Regions from separate parts of the Mus musculus genome. Here all the other regions are linked to region 1. A link is a contact called in ENCODE Hi-C or POLR2A ChIA-PET data. All regions are on one chromosome and are shown on one strand. The core of a region is the stretch at or near the end of the contact, and the rest is flanking DNA. Distances in the headings are between cores, read along the strand shown. Region 1 holds the start of Adam8 (a disintegrin and metallopeptidase domain 8). Region 2 holds the start of Utf1 (undifferentiated embryonic cell transcription factor 1). Region 3 holds the start of Msx3 (msh homeobox 3).

Region 1 (4,013 bases), core at 1,151-3,650:
AGCCTGGGGGTGGGAACTGTACCTATTTAGAGGTTGCCTTTGTGTGCACCACTAGGGGGCAGCATTGTTCCTAACTGAAAATACCCTCACTCAACCAATGTATTCCCTAGAGCTTCACCAAGAACCCTTAAGGTTTACCCTCTGAGGAATATCCTTGAAGACAGGCTAGGCTTCAAGCCAAAAGCTGTTCTTGCCAGAACTGGGGTCTGGCTGCCCTTTGTTTGATAACTGGCCTTGCTTTTTGGAAATTACTTAGCAAAGTGGCTAACAAGCTTTGTTGTAGCTACCTTGTCAGAGTGGCTTTCTGCTTCAGTCCTGGAGTGGGCAATATGTCTACCCTTGACATGATACACCCTTGCTCCAGGGTGGTCTAGTCTAGCTAAACTATATAAATACACGTGTCCTTTACAGAATCCAGTTTTAAACACCTGCCCTAGGAGGGTCTGGGGAGTGAGGAAGTGTTTGGAGGAATGACAAGTAGAGGCAGCCCTTGGCTATTGGCTCTATGTAGATGTATATGGTGGGTGCCTGGTCAGGACTGGCTCGCTAAGTAGAGCCCCCAGCCCCTTTCCTGGGGTGCTTGGTTCTTCAACCACACAGTTTCTTCTGGTCTGCAGCATGTCCAGGCTTGCCTTAGTAAACATCTATCTGACAACCCAGCATTGTTAGAATGAATGCTACACCGAGCAGAGGAGCTTACCTGCCTGTCTCCAGGAGCCCAGAAAGCCATGTCCCTGGACGATGACCTGCAGCTCCCAGGTTTGTGTGGGGTGCAGCTCCAAACCCTCAAAAATACCTGCTGGGTGAAGTTAGGAGTAAGTTGAGTCTGTCTTTCCTGATGGAGTGTGTACCCATCATTTCCAATGTATTTCTGCCAGTGTGAGACAAAATTCGCCCTACTTGGTCCCAATTTTTGATTATACACTGTTCCTCCATCTTCACTATGGGCAGTTGGACTTACAAGACAATGGTTGCTACTGGCAACAGGTTTTGATTTTGCCTTTGATTTGACTAAGAACACATTTCCTTGAACTTTCGCTGTCACCTAACTTGCAGTGTAAGAGTATTTAAGATCCTGTGTATGTGGAAGTCAGCCTTACCCGAGAGCTCTGGCTGCTGCCTACCTATTACAGCCTCGCAGTGAACACTGTGCTGATGCCTCAGGCAGCGGGTTGCTGCTGAGATTCCTAAGCCATTGCTACATTTCTGACCTTATCCACAAGGGTAGAAGAGTGACAGTAGCATGTGTGCCCCAGCTTAAATTCTTAGGTACGATCTAAGACTCCAACCCAACCCTGTAGTTTCCCATTATGGTCGAGCTGTCAGGCTCTGTTGGTAGTTTGGGTGTCTCCCTTTCCTCTTGGGTTACTTATCCCTTGTGGGGTAGAACTGTAAAGTCTGTGAGGTCTGACCACAGCTGTGCCCACAAGGATGTATAGCGAACAGTGCCACAAATAATAAACAGGCGTGACTACATTCCCAAGTGCCCTGGGTTCCCACAGTAACAGACCCACCTGGAGAAGCTGGAAGCCAGGCCATGGTAGGGGTGCTGAGAGCTCTGGCTCTGAGTCAGCTCTACCCTGAGGACATGAAAGACAGAATCCAGGAAAGGAGCCTGGTGCCTCGGGACCCCCTAACAGGTTAGGTAGGACCTCAAAGGATCAGTCAGGGGGCTGGCGAGATGGCTCAGTGGTTAAGCACGCCGACTGCTCTTCCGAAGGTCCCAAGTTCAAATCCCAGCAACCACATGGTGGCTCACAACCATCTGTAATGAGATCTGATGCTGTCTTCTGGAGTGTCTGAAGACAGCAACAGTGTACTTACATATAATAAATAAATAAATCTTAAAAAAAAAAAAAAGGATCAGTCAGGTTCCTCCCTGCATATGCCTCTCCAGTGAGGCCTCAGAAGCCTCGTGGAGCCGGGCAGGAGCTTTGGGAATGTCAGCTCCCACAAGTTGGTCCTGGGCCCACACTGCCTTTCTTGCCCCTGTCTGCATCTTTCAAGTGCCCAGAAAGTCAAAGGGTCCCCTTCTGAAATTTCAGGCTCATAAGTCACTTCCCCTCCAAAAGTCATCTTCCTCCAGCTAGACTCCACCCAGTTAGCACTCCCAAAGCTCTGCCATGGGAGGCAATCCCACAATCTCCCCACCAGGACTGGGAGCTTGTAGAACTGCAGAGTTGCTCAAATTGGTCTGTTTACCATCTCCATCTCCCATGAATTTTGTCCAAAATCATGGGAGATCAATAGGAGCTACCTAGAAGTTACTTCGGAGGGGCCTCTGTAACTCCAGACTGCCCTGGAGGCTGGTTGCTGCCAACTGGGTGTTGGTATAGAGGTGTGTACTTCTTGCCCCGCCTTGCTCCGCCCCGCGGTCCAGTGATTGGCCAGTTCCGATCAGTGGGAAGGGCACTCAGAAAGAAGTACCAGGCCAGTGATGAAGAGAGTACTTTGTGGAACCTCTAGGGTTAGTGTGCTCCAGATCCCATCATGCTTGGCCTCTGGCTGCTCAGCGTCTTATGGACACCAGGTGAGTGATGACTACTTGATTTCAAGGAGCCTATTCATTGCTTGGTGGTGTGCCTAGTGGCCATGTACCATGATCAGCTCACCTTGCCTCCCTGGAGTTGGTCTGGTCCCTGGGTATGGAGAAAGTAGGTAGGAACAGAAAAAGTCAGAATTGAGATTTTTTTTTTTTTTCAAAAGTGAAATGTGAGAGAAATTGTTTCCTGGGATTTTTCTTTTTTCATTGAGCTAGTTACAGGAACAGTAGTGACATCACTAGGCGTGGCACTTACAGGACAGCTTCCCTTGCTGCTGTAGGAGTCCCAGGCAGCAAGGTTCACCTTTGGGATCCTGGGGGATGCATAACTCTAGCTAGGCGGGGACAGAAGCTAGAGGCACGATGGTCCCAGTTCTCTAGCAGCATGGGATCCTGCCTCCCACTGGGAGGCTTGGTTTTCCTGTCCTGGGAGGACCCTGGCTGGAGTGGTCTCTTCTCTTACCTCTCAACCCTGGGGTTAAGTGGCTGTGCCCCTTGCCTATGCAAGAGATCAGCAGGTGGTCTCTAAAACTGGACCTGCCTACAGATAGGTGCTCTCTAAACCAGTCCCCCATCAGTTGTTGAGCAGGAAGTTTTCCGGTGGGAGAGAAAAGCCTGAGGGAGGGTGTGTGTTCATCAGTTAGCTACGATCATGTAGCTAAGGTCAACTCTAGATGTCTGGCAGGCAGACCATAGGGCCTACATGTGTTCTGCCTGTGTAGGTTCAAACAGGCACTGGGGAAGGGTGGGGTGAGTGGATGAGGTTCTTCTGGGGGCACTGTGCCCAGGTGTGCTGGGCTCAGACAGCTTGACTCTGGTGTGATGGAGCTGGTGGTTTAGGCACAAAGCTCTTATCTGGGCCATGGGGTCAGATCCCATTGCTGGCACTGAGCCTTGTGGTGAATACCCAGATAAAAGAGCTAACTCTGGCTAGACACTGCTGGACCTCTGACCCCCCTTTCTCCTGAAGCAGTAGCCCCTGGACCTCCTTTGCCCCATGTGAAACAGTATGAAGTGGTTTGGCCTCGGCGCCTAGCTGCATCCCGCTCCCGCAGAGCCCTGCCCTCCCACTGGGTAAGTCTACCCATTAGCCTGGCCACACAACCTGTGTCTTTAAAAGGACCGGCAGTCTCTGGAGGCTGCCCTGCGCAGCTCCAGAACTTCAACCTGTCTGTGCTTCTGGGCATGGCGATGGTCCTCCTGTGTTTACCACTTCCTCCTGCCTTCTGCTGCCCCGCCCCCAGAAAACAGGGTCCTAGGGCCCCCAAGGTAGCACTAGAGCCCACTCACTTCCTTGCTCCTTTTGAGACCATTGGCCCAGCCTGGAGAGGCCTCTCACCCAGGAAAGGTACAGCAGTTTGTGCTGCCCTGGGCCACTCCCCAGTTTCAGTTGGCAGTGGTTTGTTAGATTAGCCAGCAGCTGCTCACCCTAAAGCTATGTGTATGCATCAAGAACCTCTCAGCTTGGGAT
Region 2 (4,428 bases), core at 699-3,198, 49 kb after region 1:
TCTGGATAAACTCCTCAGGACTTCCCTTAGCCAAGACTTAGTCTTTGGGTTAGCAGTAAGGGCCGGATGGGCCCAGAATTTGTAAATTGGAGCCTCAGGATGAGCCGTCATTGTTATGCTAGTGAAGTGCCGGCAGCAGCTTCCTTTCCTCTACCTGCACCTAAGCCCTCCCCCACTCTGACTCTCTAGTCCCTGAGGACCTTGGAATTTCAGCTTTGAAAGTTCTAGTTGGGCAGCTGGGCTTTGCTAAGTCCGTTGGAGTGGTTGATACCCAGGCCCCAGCCTCTCTCTATAAATCTGACACCTCCGAGGAAGTCTTCCAAGTTCTCCCCGACTATTCCGGTTCACACGGCCCAGAGTATTCAAACTGAGTTTTACTCAGGATAGGCGAGAACTTTAGGGATGTTTTACTTTACTCAATAGCATAATGCCTTGAGAGAGGCCCTTCTACTTCTTAGCCTACCCGCCATCCACGTACCTTATCCAGCCAGCCCCTGGGTTTCAATCACTGCTGACCAGTGGAGGGGTTCCGCACATCAGGTGCCCCAAACATCAGGTAACAACTGTGTACCACTCCGCCAAATCTTCACCGAAAAGATGCACAACTGTGGGGCGAGGGGCTGTGTCTTTTAGCCTCTACCCTTAGGGTTCCATTCTTACCGCGACCTGGAGTCCGAATTCATTCACAGGATTAAGTAGAAAACACAATCTTTATTTTGGTAAGAACCTAGGTTTGAGATGGGGATGGGGACAGTAACAGGGGTCGGGGTAGACTGGGAGTCGTTTCTGGAGAAGAGGACTGATAACAAAGCTTTATTGGCGCAAGTCCCCAAGGATGCCCCGCTCGGAGGCTGCACTGCCCAGAATGAACCCCACCGCCAGAGAAACGGTTTGGTCGAAGGAACCTCGTAGATGCTCCACGTGCTGGTTCAGGGTCGACAGCTGGTCGCGCAGAGGGCCCAGAACTGTTGAGATGTCGCCCAAGTGCGTCAAGGTCTGCAGCAACGCGGTATTCAACGACTGGGGAGCAACCTGCGGGGAAGAAGCACGGCCCTGGGAAAGGCCAGGAGGCTCATTCGGGGTCTCCACGTCGTGGTCGGGGGTTGGCGTCGGGGAGGATTCGAAGGTATGGCCCGGCTCAGGAGGCAGAGTGTCGGTGCTCGTAAGAGGAGGAGAGCTGGTAATGCGGTGGGCACCTGCAGACTTCGTCGTGGAAGAACTGAATCTGAGCGCAGGGGCAGGTTCGTCATTTTCCGCAGCCAGCGGCAGCTCGGCCTCTACGAGAGAAACGCGCGGAACGTACGGAATCCCAACTCAGGGCTCCGCCCCTCCCCAGGAGACCCAGACCCTTCTTGCCCACATGGCTGCTCCTACCTTGCTCCACCGGTGCAGGTGCGGGTGCTAACGCGGAGAGGGACGAGCGGCCGCGGCGCTGGGGACGTCCAGGGCCAGTAGAGCGGCGGCGAACCCTCGGCGGCCCATCGTCCCCCAATAGCCCCATGAGTTGGCGGATCTGGTTATCGAAGGGTCCGGACGGCTGGCCCTGGGAGTCTCGGAGTTTGTCCTTGAGGAACTTGTAGCGACGGCGGCACTGAGCGGGCGTGCGCCGAACTTGCTGACGGGCCAGTGCGGCGGACACGCGGCGGTAAGTAGGCAGAGTCTGCCTGCGGTCCAGCAGTAGTGAGCGCCACATGGCCGGCTGCAGCAGCGTGCCCAGAAGTAGCTCCGTCTCTCGGGCACTCCAGGGCGTGCGCTGCGCCGAGTCCGGGGACACGGGAGCCTTGGGCGAGCCGGGTTCAGCCATCCCGCCCGAAGTAGCGAAGGCATCAGACGTAGTCACCGGGACATCCCCGGCCGACCGCAGCTCAGCGTCGGGGCTAGCTGGCGACGGCGGAGAAAAAGCGGGCAACCTCCGGGGACGAAGCAGCATCCCTGAGCCAGGTAGAGGTGCGTGCACTCCAAGGCGTGGCCTCACCAGAGAGGAGGGCTCCTCCAGAGCCGCCCACACACGCTCTAAGGACCCCGCACCGCCCTCTGCGTCTGAACCTGGTCGTTGCGACCCTCCCATCGTCTAGCCGCCCCGCCCCCTCGCCTACCTAGTTCCTCTTGGCCTGTGCCTTGCTTATTCTAGCCCATCCCCTTTCTAGTCCTTTCCTTAGGGACCCAGGACCTGAGAACGGAGTTTTTTTGCCCTGCTACACAAAACAGAACGTGTAAAAATTTTTTTACTAAAAAAAAAAACCCAAAAAACCATTTAGGGCTAGAGAGATGGCTCAGTGGTTAAGAGCACTGACTGCTCTTCCAGAGGTCCTAAGTTCAATTCCCAGCAACCACCTGGTGTTTCACAACCATCTGTAATAGGATCTGATGCCCTCTTCTGGTGTGTCAAAAGACAGCGATGTACTCATATTAAGTACATACATACATACATACATACATCTTTTTAAAATAAGGCTTATTTGTTATTATACCTAAGTACACTGTAGCTGACTTCAAACACACCAGAAGAGGGCGTCAAATCTCATTACGGGTGGTTGTGAGCCACCATGTGGTTGCTGGGATTTGAACTCAGGACCTTCGGTGAGAGCACTCTCTTACCTGCTGAGCCATCTTTCCAGGCCCAAATAAATCATTTTTAAAAAGCATTTAATCAAGGTACAATGTAATAAGATCGAGTGAAGAGGGCAGATGGGAGGAGTCAGCTCGTTTGTTTTTGTTTTTATATTTGTGCTTCGCCCATTAGTTACTACTCATAAACAGCCTGTGAAAAGCTCCAGAAACACAAAACTCTGGCACCTTGTATGGCTAGTGCACCAGAATGTGTTGTTTATCTATGCAAATTGTAGACCCATCCTCTCCATTCTGCTCTGGCTGGGGGCTTTGGAAGATGGATGGATACATGTTGTATCTAGTTGACTCATCTAGCTAGGGAGGCCATTTGGGTGCTAGATTTGATAGCGATCAGCGGCTGCTAAATTGGAATCTTAGTTCACACACACTACAAAAAGGAATCTTTCTATCTATTAACAAAGGGTGACAAAGTATCAACTCTTCCCCTCAAGATTAAGACTAAGAAAACGATATTCAAAGTTCGTCTGAGTGTAGAATTCTTGGCCAATGTAGTCAAGACAAGAAAAAGGAACATCCTAAAAAGATGGCAAGTAAGTCCCTAGTAGCCCTAGTTTTACAGAGATCAGTGAAGTCAAAAGGAGTACCAGTCTGCCATCTTGCTTCTGGGACTGTGGTGGTCTCCTGCTGTGGGACCGAAGACAACAATGTAGCGCAAAGATTAGCGGCTGTTTCTTTAGTGATTTGTGACTAGGGGCTTGAACAAAGACCAAGGACCACTGGCTGTGTTCCTCATGACTGGGGTAGGCCAGGTCATCTCTACTTGCCATTCCAAGCCTAGCTTCCTGGGGACAGTATTCTGAGTTACAGCCTGTTGTTTTCAAGGTGTTTATCACCTGGTTCAAGCCCCCCATGTGATGGGATCTGGTGGCTCTGGGGACAGGCAGCTGGCGATGGTGGGACCTTTTTGTCCATTCAACACACCGTGTGGTCATCTCGAGCTTACTTTCAGTCTAGTGGTCTTAGGGTAGTTAAACTCCATCTGTGCTGGAGGCTTCCCTCAGGTACAGTGCTCAGGACTAAGCTCCAGGCTCAGCACAAGGCCGGGACCTGAGATGTAAGGTTCACTGAGCCTTTTGGGCCACTGGTTGCCCCCCGCCATTTTTAACTCTTTATTATCACCAGGCAGGTAACTCTATTGTCACTATCTTTCCTGTGTCTGGAATGAGTACACAGAGATGTAATCCACTCCCCACCTCCTTCATATCTTCGAGACACTGGAGGCTCAGGAGAGGTCCCAATGGGTGGCCAAGGGAACTGGCCAGCTCTGTCTTGTCTGCAGGCCAATCAGTAGAAACTGGTTGGGGTGGACAGATTACAGTAGGGCAACCGTCTCCTCACCCCTCCACAGTTGGTGCTATAGGGAAATGAGCTGTGGTCATCAGAGTCTTGGTTTTGGAGAGGACAGATGCATTAGAGGTGAGGGTGCCAGACCTGGTCCCTGTGATAAGGAGAGTGAATGTCATGCAGAATGGGGTATGACCTGGAAGTTTGGCTTTCAGTACTAGGCTGAGCTTATTTCCCATTGAAGCACCTGGAGATCCTAGGTGAGGTTCCCTTGCTCAGCCAAGAAAGACGTTAGGCTCAGCGTGGGTTTTGCTTTTGAAATCTACAAAATGGACCGTAGGACAGTAGCTTGGTAGAAATTACTTTATTTAGAAATCTGTACCTTGTGACATCAGGGCGCCATGCAAACAGTGCTGAAGCCAAAAGCCTGTTCACTTTCCCCACGCATTAAGTCAGCACCATTGGAATGCTGGTTTGCGCTGGACACCTCCTGCACTAGATACAAAATCTGAA
Region 3 (3,915 bases), core at 1,312-3,811, 57 kb before region 1:
CTAAAGGTGGCTGTACATCCCCTACAGCAAGCTCTTCCTCAGAAATCTCACCTCAATAGAAAGCCCTTCAGATCCATGCTATCTGGATGGATCTTTCTTTCTTTCTTTCTCTCCAAAGTCAGCATCCAGAGGAACCCCAACACAGGAAGGAAACTGCAACCCTGAAACGATGAGTGTTTACCAAGGAGAGGAGAGGGGAGCCTAGAGGGCTTGCCAACACTCCTGGGCACAGCTGGGATATGGCTATTATAAGTGCTTATGTGTGCATACAAAACATACTTGCTGGGAAGTGAAGTGCCTACAGGCATCTCTATCCCTTCCACGGGCCAGAGACAATGATGCCTCCCTGTGTAAATGGGATTTCAGTTCCCACATGAACTGAAATCCAACACCCAACATCCAACATCCAACATCCACTATGCTGGCAGAAAAGATTCCTTCACATCCCACCACTCCTACCCTGTAGCCCAAGCTCTTTTCTAATCAGGTCACTTGTGTATGGGATAGGAGAGAGAGAGAACTGCGTGTTGTGCTGAGGTCTAGGTCTCCATGTCCATGGAAGAGATCCCTCTTCTCCTTCCCTCCTTCCCGCTTCCATTCTGGTTCTCTTTCTGCCTCTCTCTTGCCTCCCTTGCCTCTGAGGTGGTGCTTTTACCAGTCTGGAGCCAATCTGGCTTGCACTGGGCAGAGCTGCTCAGAACTGACATCAGCATCCCTCTAGGAAGTGGGGGAGGGTGAGAATTTAAGATCAGACTTTACACTGCTTCACAGGAAGGACCCTGCCCATTGGACCTGCTCCTGGCCCACAACCCTGTCCCTTTCCCTGGGCCAGACCTAAGTACAGACTCTTGCTTCCTCCCATCAGAGGCTACTTTGGGGGACATTGCTCACACACAGGCAAGTTGTCCTTTATTCCTTTTGTTTGTTTATCTTCTTTGTGCATTCCTGCCAGTGTTTTGATGATGCAATTATCAGCAGTCAACTCAGAACATCTTTGTTACATTAAAAAAGCAGCAGGCAAGTGTTGGTAGCATAATGGTGAGTATAGCTGCCTTCCAAGACAGCAGCAGTCGTCAGTCTGGAATTATAGCACGAATTAAACAGACGCTAGGTCTAGCCAGCCAGGAATCTTCTGCTAGCCCCTTTGAGCAGCTTCAAACTTTACACGAAGAAAAACTTTTTAATTAATTTCTCTGACTGAGCTCAACAATCAGACTGAACCCCAAAGCTGTACTCCATTGAAGTACTTTTGGCTGTCTAAAACAAATTTATAGAGAGATGTAGGTTGCTGATTTTGTGCTCTAGGATATTAATCAGACTTTATTTCCTAAATCAACCTCCCAATGTATTCTAAAATCAAAGCCCTGGTTTCTTTTTATGGCGCTACCGCCACAGTTTGCTTTGCAACATAGAAGAACATTTTTGTTTGTTTGGTGATGTGTGTGTGTGTGTGTGTGAGTGTGTGTGTGTTTTGTTTTGTTTTGTTTTGTTTTAAAACCAAAGGAACAGTGAGATTTGGGGGAAAGTATTACCAGGAGCTAGGGACTCTATCTGGCCTCAGATCCACCCTTCCTTAGAATCCTTAGCTGGCGGGTTGTTTTGTTTTGTTTTGTTTTTTAAAGCGCCTTCAAGAGGTTCCCACACTGCTTGCCTGGTCAAGGAAAGACTGCATCAACAGAGATACTCTCCGGCGGCCTTTCAGGAATTTGCATCGGCCGCCAGGCAAATACAGGACACCAGAAGACAACGATGCGCCCAGCATCCAGTTGTTTGAGCAGCCTGAGGTGCCTGCATGACGGGCTAGTATGCTAACTTCCTCTAAGAGATCTGTCTCCACCATCTTCCCTTGGCCTCTGCGCTTGGGACCCAGGACGCGTCTTTCTAGCCCATTCCTGGCCCAAACTGGGACGCAAGTTCAGCCCTCGAAGTTGCTAGTGGCCCAGAAAATGTTTGGAGACTCCAAGAGCTCAAAGAGAGACCAAAGCGAAACTAAAGATGCCACAACTCGACCTCAAGAGATCAGTAGAGGAGACGTGTTGGTCCCATTAGAACCCCACGGTGCAGACTAAAACACGTGCGAGCCAGGAACGCAGCAAGAACAGCCGATCAGCCTCATTAAACAGCACTGTAGTAGGCACGAGCCCATAGCTGCGCTCTGCCTAAGCGCGGAGGCTCACTGTGCCAGCAAAGAACTGATGCCTGGACGTAGCTCCACTATGAGCGCTCGCGCGCAGTCCATTCCTCCACTCCAGAAGGCTGAGGCCAACCATCTCTTTACCCAAGACTGACAGCCCCCTCAGCTTTTCCCGCTGGAGGAGCTTCATAAGCGTTCCTACAGACGGCAGTAAGTCCCGAAATCCTGACGTGGGCACGACAATGCTACCCCAGGTCTCGGGGCACTCAGTTCCCAGGCAGAAGCCCCGCCCCTCTCTGTCGGTCCCGCCCCCGAAACACTGAATCCAACCCGCACTGAGACCCGCACATCGGCTGAAACAACCATTGGGTAGCGGCGCATGAAAGCGGTGCTACCTTTTTATAGGGTGCGGAGGGGCCCGAGAACCACAGAGCCCAAGGTCCTAGCAAAATAAACCGCCGCTGGGTCCCACGCGTCCCAGCCGGGCGGCTAGCCCCGCACCCGCCATCCCATGCATGGCCCGGGCGACATTCGACATGAACGCGGCGGGGCTCGAAGCTCGCGGCGGGGGCCACACAGAGCACGGACCACTCCCCTTCAGCGTCGAGTCTCTGCTGGAGGCTGAGCGCGTACCGGGCTCCGAGTCTGGGGAGCTGGGGGTGGAGAGGCCGCTCGGCGCCTCGAAGCCTGGAGCCTGGCCCCCTCCAGTCGCGCACTCTTGTCCCCCACGTAAGTGCTCAGTCTCCCGGTCTCAGGCCCTGAAAAGCGACCGCGCTGTCAAGGCTCGAAAGTCCAAGGTGGGTGGGGGTATGCGCACTGTTGCTCCGAACTAGTGGCTAGTAATTACTAGCCATTAACCGGCTCAGTCCAAGAGCAATGATAACTGGCGGTGGGCGCCCAACATTGTGCACAGCCCAACCGCCAGGTCCAGGTCTCTTCTTGGTCGAGGTCCGCAACCCACAACAAATACCCTTAATGCTTTTCCGCTCCGGGTCGCTCACGCTCCTGCACCCCTTGCCCACTTTGCGTATGCCCCCGACAGCTAACTGGTCTGTTTGGAGACCTGACCGCTACTCGTCTTCGGTTATTGGACAGCCTCCAGGCCCAGTTTAGCTCTTTTTCCAAATAGTTAGTCCCCAGTTTAGTTGGGGTGCAAGATCACGGGTTGGGAGAGCAGACCTAAGTCTAGGGCGCCTCCTCCACTCCCCTGCCTCCTTGGTTTGCTTATCCACGTGGCTTTGGGGACCGCTGAGCGGAGCACTCACGGAGCCACGGAGCACCAACCTTCCTTTGTAAGGGTGGAAGAAGGTCGGTCGAAATAGGGGTGTGCAGCCAGAGTTTGAGCGCTCGCCCTGCGCTTCTCTTTCCTTTCAGGTGCCCCGAGCCCTCCACCCTGCACCCTCCGCAAACACAAAACCAATCGCAAACCACGGACGCCATTCACCACCGCGCAGCTGCTGGCGCTTGAGCGCAAGTTTCACCAGAAGCAATACTTATCCATTGCGGAGCGCGCCGAGTTCTCCAGCAGCTTGAGCCTCACTGAGACTCAGGTCAAGATCTGGTTTCAGAACCGCCGAGCCAAAGCCAAGCGGCTGCAGGAAGCTGAGCTGGAGAAGCTGAAGCTGGCAGCGAAGCCACTACTGCCGGCGGCGTTTGCCCTGCCCTTCCCGCTGGGCACCCAGCTGCACAGCTCCGCGGCCACTTTCGGCGGCAACGCGGTTCCTGGGATCCTCGCCGGGCCTGTCGCGGCCTATGGCATGTACTACTTGTCTTAGATCATG

What was found. Hi-C counts contacts between places; a loop is a spot of excess contacts on that map. ChIA-PET counts read pairs that join two places held with the same protein, here RNA polymerase II (POLR2A).
Region 2: a loop to region 1 is called in a map of T-helper 17 cell, with 2.1 times the contacts of the local background. The contact joins the promoter of Utf1 here to the promoter of Adam8 in region 1. A Hi-C loop is called at or near these places in 2 of 37 maps with a recorded cell type or tissue (T-helper 17 cell and regulatory T cell). POLR2A ChIA-PET finds 5 or more read pairs at or near these places in 4 of 5 experiments (Patski and embryonic stem cell).
Region 3: a loop to region 1 is called in a map of mouse trophoblast stem cell, with 3 times the contacts of the local background. The contact joins the promoter of Msx3 here to the promoter of Adam8 in region 1. A Hi-C loop is called at or near these places in 5 of 37 maps with a recorded cell type or tissue (T-helper 17 cell, gastrocnemius and mouse trophoblast stem cell). POLR2A ChIA-PET finds 5 or more read pairs at or near these places in 1 of 5 experiments (embryonic stem cell).

What each region holds. Positions count from the first base shown.
Region 1 is chr7:139,990,949-139,994,961 of GRCm38, reverse strand. Adam8 (a disintegrin and metallopeptidase domain 8) reads left to right here and starts at 2,400. Exons shown (of 24, transcript NM_001291066.2): 1 at 2,400-2,530; 2 at 3,516-3,616. The coding sequence starts at 2,491.
Region 2 is chr7:139,941,376-139,945,803 of GRCm38, reverse strand. It overlaps Utf1 (undifferentiated embryonic cell transcription factor 1), which reads right to left and starts at 1,948. Exons shown (of 2, transcript NM_009482.2): 1 at 1,375-1,948; 2 at 692-1,277. The coding sequence starts at 1,930. The coding sequence ends at 814. It overlaps Kndc1 (kinase non-catalytic C-lobe domain (KIND) containing 1), which reads right to left. Exons shown (of 31, transcript NM_177261.4): 31 at 4,264-4,428.
Region 3 is chr7:140,047,734-140,051,648 of GRCm38, reverse strand. Msx3 (msh homeobox 3) reads left to right here and starts at 2,561. Exons shown (of 2, transcript NM_010836.3): 1 at 2,561-2,863; 2 at 3,509-3,915. The coding sequence starts at 2,650. The coding sequence ends at 3,909.